Linked DNA regions of Homo sapiens: region 2 is linked to region 1. A link is a loop called in an ENCODE intact Hi-C map of the cell type or tissue named here. Cell type or tissue: dorsolateral prefrontal cortex. All regions are shown on one strand. Each heading gives the region's core, and the rest is flanking DNA. Links, peaks and the distances in the headings are about the cores only.

Region 1 (5,372 bases), core at 126-5,125:
GAAAGAAAGAAAGAAAGAAAGAAAGAAAGAAAGAGAAAGAAAGAAGAAGAAGAAAGAGAGAGAAAGAAAGAGAGGAAGGAAGGAAGGAGGGAGAGAAAGGAAAGAAAGGATGGGAAAGGCAAGAGGTAAATCTCTCTCTCCTTGGGGAGGTCCCACAGTGCTTGTCCAACACTTAGCAAGGCTGACTTCCCTCTCACATCCTGAAATGCCTTCACCCTGGAGAAACAGAGGGACATCCCCATTTATGTACACTTTGTTGAACATGGAAAGAAGGTTAAACCTTTCTTCTTTCTTTCCTTTTTTTTCCATTCCCTCCATCTCCTGCAGGCTCCAAACAATTCTCTTCCCCCCTCACCCCCAGCACTATTAAGGTATAATTGCTAAATGAAGATTATATATATTTACAGTATACTACATTGCATAATGTTTTAACACATGTATACATTGTAAAACAATTACATCAAGCTAATTAACATAGCCACTTACCATTTTTTTTGTGGTGAGAACATTTAAGATCAACTGTCTTGCAATTTCCAGGTATAGGATTCATTATGATTGACTACAGTCACCGCGCTTACAATAGCTCTCCAGAACATATCCACCCTGTCCAACAATTTTTTTTCATTGCTATAAGGAAATATCTGAAGCTAGGTAATTTATAAAGAAAAGAGATTTGATTGGCTCATGATTCTGCAGGATGAACAAGCATGACACCAACATCTGCTGGACTTCTGGAGAGGCTTCAGGATGCTTCTCTATGCAGCTGAAGGTGCTACCTCAGATGTGCAGCTTGTCTGGCTTCCTGGTCTTCCCCTCCCTGGGGGACCAACTGACCCCAAACTTAGCCAGCAACCAAGTCATCAGGAGGGCTTCCTGACACACAGGCGCTGGCCTCATCCTACAGTTTCTAATTTACCAGGTCTGAGAATTTGCATTTCTAAGAAATTTCCTGGCAATGCTGGACCCTGAAGCACATCAGATGCTGGCTCCACTTCTGGGGAGACCATGTTTAAACCAAGGTAAAGGAGGCAGCAAGAAAGGCTGAGCAGTGTCTCTATCGGTAGCTTTACCCTCCCAGGTCTGGCTACACTGGGCTCTCCCCTGTCTGACAGCTCCCACGTGTGTATAATGCTGGAAAATAATTACTAATAGCAGCAATATATAATGTTGATTAAGGGTTCATGCCTACGAAGGACTAAAATGCATGGGTGATAATAGTCATAGTAATAGCACAAATAATAATAATGACTCAAACCATGATTTTGGCACTGTGGTGGGGCCAGCACCATACTCAGCATGCCCCTGTGAGCATCCCTGGTTCATCCGTGTCTTGCCCCTGGGTGGCAGCCTCCCATTTATCAGAGCTTAATGCCTACCACCCCCTCTTGAAAATATGCTTCTTTTTGTTCATTATCAATATCCTCATACCTACCCAGTGTCTGGCACAAATTTTGTATTCAATAAATATTTGTTAAAAGATAAAAAGGAGGCTCAGAGAGTCGAAATAACTCGCCAAAAAGACCATGCTGCTGATAACACTCAGAGATGAAATTCAGCTCCAGGGTTATCTGACCACAGAGTCCGAGCACTCCAGCCAGGGGCTGGAGGAAGGAGAATCCCACGTGAGGATGGGGAGCCTCTGATGCAACCCCTGGTCCCAGGCTGGGTGCCCTGACGTGAGATCCCAGCCTGGAGGGGTGGATATCAGCCTCCCTGCCTTACGTTTGGCTGCACTGGGGTTAAATCACCACCCAGGTCAAGCCCTTTGCAAGAGGAATAGGCATGACTCTGTGGTTCCCAGGTTAGTCTTCTCAGCCACTGCCTCCTGGTCCTCAGGTATAAGAGCCCTTGGTGGGCACCTTTGCATTTAACCTTATCAAGGGTCTGTGAATTTTGCAGTTAAATCCATTTTCACAGACTCAGAGGAAGAAACTGCCTGCCTGGAGTCACACAGCTAGTGCCTGGAGGCAGGCCTTTTGAACCCAAGGCCTCGCTTGGTGCCAGAGCCTCTCCCACCAACTCAGCACTGCCTCGGGGTGCTGCGTTCAGAGGTAGCAGCTTCATCAGAAGCAGGCAGCACAGTCGCGGCGGGCACCCAGGCAAAAGCAAGCCCAGCCTCCCCTCATCCCACCTCGTTGCCCTCTTGTGTCTTACGCCCCACAAAATTTCACTTATTCCACTAAGTATCCAGAATTTTCAGCCAGCAAAGAAAAGGAAGAAGAAACAGGCTGCACAGAGCAGCGAAGGCGTGTCTGGAGCGCTGCCCAAACTGACTCCTTCCATCACTCCCGGCACAAAGGAGCCGGCACGTCTGGCCTTCACGGACGCCTCCCTGTCCTTGCTCGCTCCAATTTCTTGGCTGACTGAAAGAAAAGGAGACCCCTGATCTAATGAAATGTTCCAGCAAGAGGATAAATTAACTTCCTCTCCGAGTTGTCCAAGCTATTTACTGTAAACCATGCAGTCAAATGAAACTGACTTCAGCAGCTCAGCAGGGTCTTACAGCCTCCAGTATCTGGAAGGAAGTCCTGGAAGGACGGATGGCCCCAAAACGCTTCTCCCTGGTGCTTTCCACTCTTCTTCTTTTCGGATTTTGAAAGGAAAACGTCTCTTTTGGAAATCAGTAATACTAATCAAAATATAAGGATTCCTGTTTTTAACATTTAAATTGCTCCAAACTTCCTTGTCCAAACTGCTAAAGCAGCATCCAGTTATTGAACAGTGCTTTCTAGAACTACTGAAAAACAGGGGTGAGCACAGGTTATCTTGAGAAAGCCGCATAGAGACAGGGCTGGGCTGCAGGGGAGCAGGAGAGGCCTTCACTCAGGGGTCCAGCAGGTGCTGGTGGGCCTGGCACAGCGGCACCCCCTTCCCTGCACCCGTGGAAAGGTTCCGCAGGAGGAGCTGTGGAGTGATCGGGGTGATGAACTCAGCATGAGGCTGTGGGTTGGTGGCCATGAGGGTGATTCACAGGTGCAGAGCAGGTTCTCAGACGTTGGTACATGTACAGATTGTGCAAGACAATAGGACACCAGACAGATCCCCGGGCTCCACAGCAGAAGTCTGGTTACTGGGCAGGCAGGCCCCAAACACTGTATTTAAAACAAAACCCCACTGACAAGTCCTGTGACTGGAGAGACCCCGAGTGAAGGCAGACCTCCATGTCCTCTACATCCTGTGCCACATCTGGAGAGACCCCTGTGAGGGCAGAGAGCTACCTCCTCTTCTTCCTGTGTCACACCTGGAGAGACCCCGAGTGAGGGCGGATGGCCACGTCTTCTACTTCCTGTGTCACACCTGGAGAGACCCCGAGTGAGGGCAGATGGCCACATCCTCTACTTCCTGTGTCACACCTGGGGAGACCCTGAGTGAGGGCAGACAGCCATGTCCTCTACGTCCTGTGCCACATCCGGAGAGACCCCAAGAGAGGGCAGACAGCCACCTCCTCTACTTCCTGTGTCACACCTGGAGAGACCCCGAGTGAGGGCGGATGGCCACGTCTTCTACTTCCTGTGTCACACCTGGAGAGACCCCGAGTGAGGGCAGATGGCCACATCCTCTACTTCCTGTGTCACACCTGGGGAGACCCTGAGTGAGGGCAGACAGCCATGTCCTCTACGTCCTGTGCCACATCCGGAGAGACCCCAAGAGAGGGCAGACAGCCACCTCCTCTACTTCCTGTGTCACACCTGGAGAGACTCCAAGTGAGGAGAGACGGCCACATCTTCTACTTCCTGTGTCACACCTGGAGAGACCTCGAGTGAGGGCAGATGGCCACATCCTCTAATTCCTGTGTCACACCTGGAGAGACCCCAAGTGAGGGCAGACTGCCACCTCCTCTACTTCCTGTGTCACACCTAGAGAGACCCCGAGTGAGGACAGCCAGCCATGTCCTCTACTTCCTGTGCCACATCCGGAGAGATCCCGAGTGAGGGCAGACAGCCATGTCCTCTACTTCCTGTGTCACACCTGGAGAGACCCCGAGTGAGGGCAGACGGCCACATCCTCTAATTCCTGTGTCACACCTGGAGAGACCCCGAGTGAGGGCAGACGGCCACCTCCTCTACTTCCTGTGTCACACCTGGAGAGACCCCGAGTGAGGGCAGACGGCCACATCCTCTAATTCCTGTGTCATGCCTGGAGAGACCCCGAGTGAGGGCATATGGCCACATCCTCTAATTCCTATGTCACACCTGGAGAGACCCCGAGTGAGGGTGGATGGCCACATCCTCTAATTCCTGTGTCATACCTGGAGAGACCCCGAGTGAGGGCAGATGGCCACCTCCTCTACTTCCTGTGTCACACCTGGAGAGACCCCGAGTGAGGGCAGATGGCCACCTCCTCTACTTCCTGTGTCACACCTGGAGAGACCCCAAGTGAGGGCAGACAGCCATGTCCTCTACGTCCTGTGCCACATCCGGAGAGACCCCGATGAGGGCAGACAGCTACCCCCTCTACTTCCTGTGTCACACCTGCAGAGACCCCAAGTGAGGGCAGATGGCCACCTCTTCTACTTCCTGTGTCACACCTGGAGAGGCCCCGAGTGAGGGCAGACGGCCACCTCCTCTACTTCCTGTGTCACACCTGGAGAGACCCCGAGTGAGGGCAGACGGCCACATCCTCTATTTCCTGTGTCACACCTGGAGAGACCCCGAGTGAGGGCAGACGGCCACATCCTCTAATTCCTGTGTCACACATGGAGAGACCCCGAGTGAGGGCAGAAGGCCACATCCTCTACTTCCTGTGTCACACCTAGAGAGACCCCGAGTGAGGGCGGATGGCCACATCCTCTAATTCCTGTGTCACACCTGGGGAGACCCCGAGTGAGGGCAGATGGCCACATCCTCTAATTCCTGTGTCACACCTGGAGACACACAGAGTAAAGGTGGACAGCCACCTCCTCTACGTCCTGTGCCACACCTGGAGACACCCTGAGTTAAGGCAGATGGCCACCTCCTCTAATTATTTTTAAGAACTTTTTTGGGGTATAATTTACATGCCAGAAAGTTCACCCATTTCAAGCATATGATTCAATATTAAAGCTTAAAAATGTTATCAATTTAATAACATTGATGGTTACAGAGCTGTGTAATCATCAACCTAATCCAATATTAGAGCATTTTCATCACCTCCAGAAAGATTTCTGGTGCCTGATGCAGTCATTTTCTTTTAGACTCCCAGCTCCAGGCCTCTCCTCACAAATCCTCGCAGCCAACACGTTAGTATCCATGTGTCCATTGTTGGTATAAGAGAGAATTACACCTGTTTTTTTATGCTCAGCAAAGAATTGCTGCCATTTTAAAAACAAGGAAGAATAGTGCACCTGCTTTTCTCCCGTGTTTATCTTACCCATACGCAAGAAGAAGCCACAT
Region 2 (5,372 bases), core at 308-5,307, 47 kb before region 1:
AAGTATGAGAGGGACAGCAACCCACCAACCGCAGCAGCAAGGAGAGGCTTCACCCCGCAGGCTGACGTTGAACAGAAATAGACGTGAGGTTCTGAGTTGAAGCCTGAAAAGCACAGCCAATATGTGCATAAAAGAAACGTGTAGGATCAGTTGTTTGAGTACCATCTTCAAGGCTTTCTTCAAGTCACCCTCATAATGCAGCTGTCAGGAAAGTATTTAATGGATACTGGGATGCATTAACAGGGGCATAAGCTTAGGAAAGCTGGAGGTGATAGGCCCATTGGAGGTGGTCCTTGCAACTCCCCCTTGGAAAACTCCGCAGATGTCTATGCAAACCATTCTCCCGTGATGGGACAAGCCAGCCAGTGTCCTGAGGGGCATGGCCAGGGTGGTAATGAGATGTGCTCATGTAATATGAGGGAGCATAGAAGGAGCAGGATATGTCCACTCGAACAGGGAAGTCTCTGCAAAGGACAGTTCTTCACTGGCCCAGGAGGCAGGGGGAGGCTGGGTTCAAGATGCTTCAGGCAAACATCTTGATGCTGACATATGGATCACAGAGCTTCAGAAGCTATCAGGCCCCACGTGGTATAGGCAAATAGTGTGTTCCCCGCCACCAGAATTGCTCACCCAAAGATGGGAATCACCAGACAGGAATGCCACAGAGGAGCATCTACCCTCACACTGTTCTCAATAGACCCCAGTTACAGAGGGCGTTTCCAGACAAGCGTGAGAAAAGTGGGAATGACGTCTGTTGGGAAACATAACATCCTCTGTCCTCCTTGGAAGACTGAGGTTGAACTTATGGGCTTGAGAAAGGCCCTGAAAAGCCTTGCAGTAAACACACTTGGCCACGTTGGTGACACTCCCAAACATATTGGACCCACGACCTTTTTTAAGATAGAAGTTCTCTCCATGTCTCACAGCACTGGTGATTGGTGTATTTCGAGGACGCCGTCTTTACAGGGACTTAAGGACAGCCTTAGGGCTAGGAGGTGGGTATTTAGGGTGCCCTTCTCAACACAGAGAGGCATGGATTCAGGGGCGAGCCACCCTTCCAGTCAATCAAGCCCAGCTATGCCAAGGCCTCTGTCAGATCTGCTCAGAAGGAACTGTGTCTCTCTCCTGCCCCATCAAGCTCCATGAGGTTAGTGAGCACAGTTAAATCTCCAGCTCCAAGCAGAGCAGGGGGGTCATAGTTGATATTTTTTTAAATATTTGTTTAAGAAAGAATGGGGAGGGGCATCGTGCTGCGCGAGGTCTCCAGTTCCAGCGATACCTATTATCACCAGTTCCAGCGAGACCTATTTTCACCAGTTCCAGCAAGACCTATTGTCACCAGTTCCAGCGAGACCTATTATCACCAGCTCCAGCAATATCTATTATCACCAGCTCCAGCGATATCTATTATCACCAGTTCCAGTGATATCTATTATCACCAGTTCCAGCGAGACCTATTATCACCAGTTCCAGTGATATCTATTATCACCAGTTCCAGCGATATCTATTATCACCAGTTCCAGCGATATCTATTATCACCAGTTCCAGCGATATCTATTATCACCAGCTCCAGCGATATCTATTATCACCAGTTCCAGCGAGACCTATTATCACCAGTTCCAGTGATATCTATTATCACCAGTTCCAGCGAGACCTATTATCATCAGTTCCAGCGAGACCTATTATCACCAGTTCCAGTGATATCTATTATCAACAGTTCCAGCGAGACCTATTATCACCAGTTCCAGCGATACCTATTATCACCAGTTCCAGCTATACCTATTATAAGCGAGATCGGTGGGAATTCCATCCAGAAGATTCCCAAGGCCTTTTTCCATACAGGAGAATAACCCAGAAGAGGCTTCCTCAGGGGACGGGGCTGGCTATATGTGATTGTTTTTCAACAGAGCTCTGGCATGTGGCTTTCTGTCCCAGGAGAGCCTTGGCAATTTAAAGAGGCAATTGCTTCTTGGGCTCACCCTTCAAAAATGGAACTAATGGAGCCACAGATTCCATCACAGGAGCTCTGGGGAACTGGATAAAACCCAAGAACGACTGATTCTAGACAACATCAATATTTGTCCCATTAAAACGTGCAGTATAAAAATCAGTTACATTGTTGACCATGCTGCTCGGGTCCTCATGGGCTAATCCCTCCTTATGAAACCTGATCTCTCTCACTCCCTCATGCTGAGAGGCAAAGAGCTTTGCAAAGGGGCCAGTGCATCTGGCCCCATCACCCCTCGGAGCTCCATCGGTGACGATGTCTCTGGCTGACCCCATTTCGTCGGTTCTTTCCTTCCCATATAGCTAAGTCTTCCGGCACAGTCGCCAATGCAAATCACCCACTTATGTTCTCACACAAAATTCAATTGCCAATTTGTCTTTTTATTTCTTACACTTAAAGTGATTTGCCTTCAAATAATCTACGATGAATTGTTCATTTTACTACCGCAGGAAGCAATTGGTTCATCCAGGGAGCCACTAAGTTTACAATCATTGTCGGGGAACTCGTACTTCTCCAGCTTCCCTGTGCAGCAGCTGGGGAAGCCCCTCGGGGGGCTGCTGAACAGGGGGTACAGTGCTTTCCCCCGGTTCCTGTGTCCCCCCCACCCACGGAGTCAAGAACCAGCCACTTCTTCCCCTGCCTTTGGGTGGGGCTGGGGGACAGGAGTCAGTGCTGGTTTAGCTGGTGCCCTGGGATGCAGGTTCCTCTCTGGGAAGTCATTAATTAGCTTCATTTGCCTCACTGGCACTGGCGTTTGGCCATAATGGAGATGGATTTGATGGTATAATCCCTCGTGGGAAATGTGAATGAATTCCAGAGGAAGGGGAATTGGCCCGGGAAAACAGGCGGCCTGCTCTGGCTTAGTGCTCCTCCTCACCCACACGCACACCAGGCCATCGCCCCAGCCTGGGCTTGGCCCCCGCCCTCTGGGAAGGGACATGCCCTTGCTCCTCATTTGCAGATATGAAGGCAGGTGGACCACCTCTGAGACCACTGTCTCAGGCATCACAAGCCTCTGTCTCTCCCTTCACAATAGACTCAGACGAGGTTTGCCAGGTCTGGGCCATCTGAGAAACCTAAAGCCTTGGAAACAGAAAGAACCTGGCCGCATCTGCCCCTGGGCTGGTCTGGCTTAGTCAGGAGGGCAGCCCTTGGCCCAGGGCACAGACACATGCCTGGGAAGGAAAGCGAACGTGTGGCACACACTGCTCTCGTCTTTCCATTCATCCTTTATCTTTTCAGCAAACCTGTGCGACATAGGACTTGCTCTCCCAACACCTGTAACTCCTGCTTTGTAGAGGGATGTCAGGAAGGAGGACGGAAGGAATTTTGAGGTAGAAATAGTGTGAGGCGTTCTGGTCAAGGCATGGGCTACTTATCCACCTGCTGACAGAGATCCTCAAGCTGCGAGAAGGTGTAATATCAAAAGCACACTGTGGAATTTAATTGGCAATTAGAGATGGTGGCTTCCAGCTGGCCCTCTAATGTCCTCTTTCAGAAAGAGAAAGTGGACTGTAGCTCTGGAAGTAGGTGACCCAGGGGAATGGGACGTGCCAAGAACTGGGAGGCCAAGAGCCAGCACAGATCTCACATGGACACAGGAATGCTCCAGAAAGCACAATGCATTATTGATTGTCATGAAAGGAGAGACTGAAGTTTTATCTTAAATGTATGTCTGCATAAAAGAACCTGACAGGGCAAATCAATAAACAAGAGGATTGCTTGTCGGGAATGGCCAGTTTTATTGTTTTTGTTTTTTTTAATCCAAAAAATGCTCAAAGAAAGAAGGATGACTTCCTAGTCAGGTAGGTCAGAGAAGGTGGCAGAAAGTGTGGTGGGAGGCCTGGGAAGCAGGGCTGGCTTGCTGAATTACAAAACAAAAAAGAAACGCTTTCCCCCTCCCTCCACCCACAAGGAGGAAGCAGACACGGGGCCTTCCCAGGTGGCCACGGTGGAAGCTGCCCCGCTGTCTGGGAGGTTTTCGTGGGCCTGTGGACGTGCCGCCCAGCAGGGACTTCCACCCCCAGAGGTGTGCAGATACACAAACAGAAAATGCACACACACTCTGGTAAGCAACTACCTTGGATGCTGTCCTTGGCTGGACTCCCAGAATTTTCACATCATCAAGATTTCATTGAACCTTCATAGAAATTCTGGGAGATGAGCGTATGCCCCCCATTTGCCAAATAGGACATCTGAGACCACCTGCTCAACCAAGAAAGCCCTCTCCACCTCTCGCCTTATGGACACCAGAGGGAGACACTGTGAGAGGGAGCCCTTCTTCATCCCGGGACATCACGGGACGTGGCACTTGATGAAGAAAGCTGGGCTAGCCCTGAGGTCCACTCCAAGCACAGCCTCAGAGTCAGGCAGCCGTGCTAGGGACCATGCTTCCCCCAGTGACTGACGGGGTCCTATGACCTCCTCAGCCTCAGAGGCCCACTGCAGAGAGTAGAGACAGCCACAGGCCAGCAGAGTGTGACATGAAATGAGGGATGTGGGTTCAAAACCCCTGGGCGGTGCCAGGCACCCAATCACTGCCAAATCAATCACGGCTGCTGCCATTGGTCTCACTGGCTCCTCGGGTGTTCTCTGGATTCCTCTCCTTCAGCCTGGTCTGAAGTCCACCTTGCAGGGAGACTTCCACTAACCACCAGAGTGGAGCGTCCAGGCCCCAGGTGTAACCCAGCCCCACTGCTCCCTCTTCGGTCACAAATGTGCTTATTTTCCCCTTGCTCATTTTCTGTCACCCCCACTCTATTGCAACTTTTATAATGAAGGAAGCTGGCAGATGAATAGCAGTTGTGTTCCATATCATTTGTCGGATGGATGGATGGATGGATGGATGGATGGATGGATGGATGGATACCTGCTTTTTGTCAGATCTCAGACTGGAGTTACAGCTGGAAGGAAAACTGTCAAACCTATAAACGACAAAAGCACATTTCAAGGCATGGTCAGAGTACAGGGATTGGGGGGCAGGACTAACCCAATCTGAGGGACTCAGAATGTGGGGCAGAGCTTTGGAGATGCAGAAGAAAAGGGTGAGGAGGATGGCCTCATGCTGCACTAGACCCACAGGTCCTCTGCCTGTGCGCTGTCAACTCTCTGCTCTGTAGAGAGTCCTGTTAACATATTTAAACAAGTAGACTTGATTTCAGACTACACAGATCACCTCTCCCACAGTGTCACTCCAGCTCATGGCCACCGAGGACTGAAGCACAGCCAGGCACATCCAGAACCCACAGCGGGAGCGGGTTCCGTGGAGCAGTGCCAGGCATTTTGACTGCTCAGCAGCATCTTCAGCCTGAAGAGGCACCAGCCCGAAAGCCTCAGTGGTCTGTCACTAATGATCGTTTAATAC

The links. Hi-C counts contacts between places; a loop is a spot of excess contacts. Peaks named below come from ENCODE experiments on the same cell type or tissue, not always from the same donor. Only the 100,000 strongest peaks of a DNase experiment are listed, where the experiment ranks them.
Region 2: it touches region 1 in a loop (6-fold over the local background); 3 of 110 quality-filtered maps call a loop at or near these places.

The regions. Positions count from the first base shown.
Region 1 is chr20:61,097,697-61,103,068 of GRCh38, forward strand. No RefSeq gene overlaps it. Among named protein-coding and RNA genes, the nearest start is that of LINC01718, 21 kb to the left of the region's middle. RefSeq lists an enhancer at 3,459-4,658. In dorsolateral prefrontal cortex, for the core only: no CTCF peak of the experiment used is centred there; a DNase peak (open chromatin) is centred at 2,254; H3K27me3 peaks cover 2,796 bases.
Region 2 is chr20:61,050,130-61,055,501 of GRCh38, forward strand. No RefSeq gene overlaps it. Among named protein-coding and RNA genes, the nearest start is that of LINC01718, 26 kb to the right of the region's middle. In dorsolateral prefrontal cortex, for the core only: no CTCF peak of the experiment used is centred there; no DNase peak of the experiment used is centred there; H3K27me3 peaks cover 736 bases.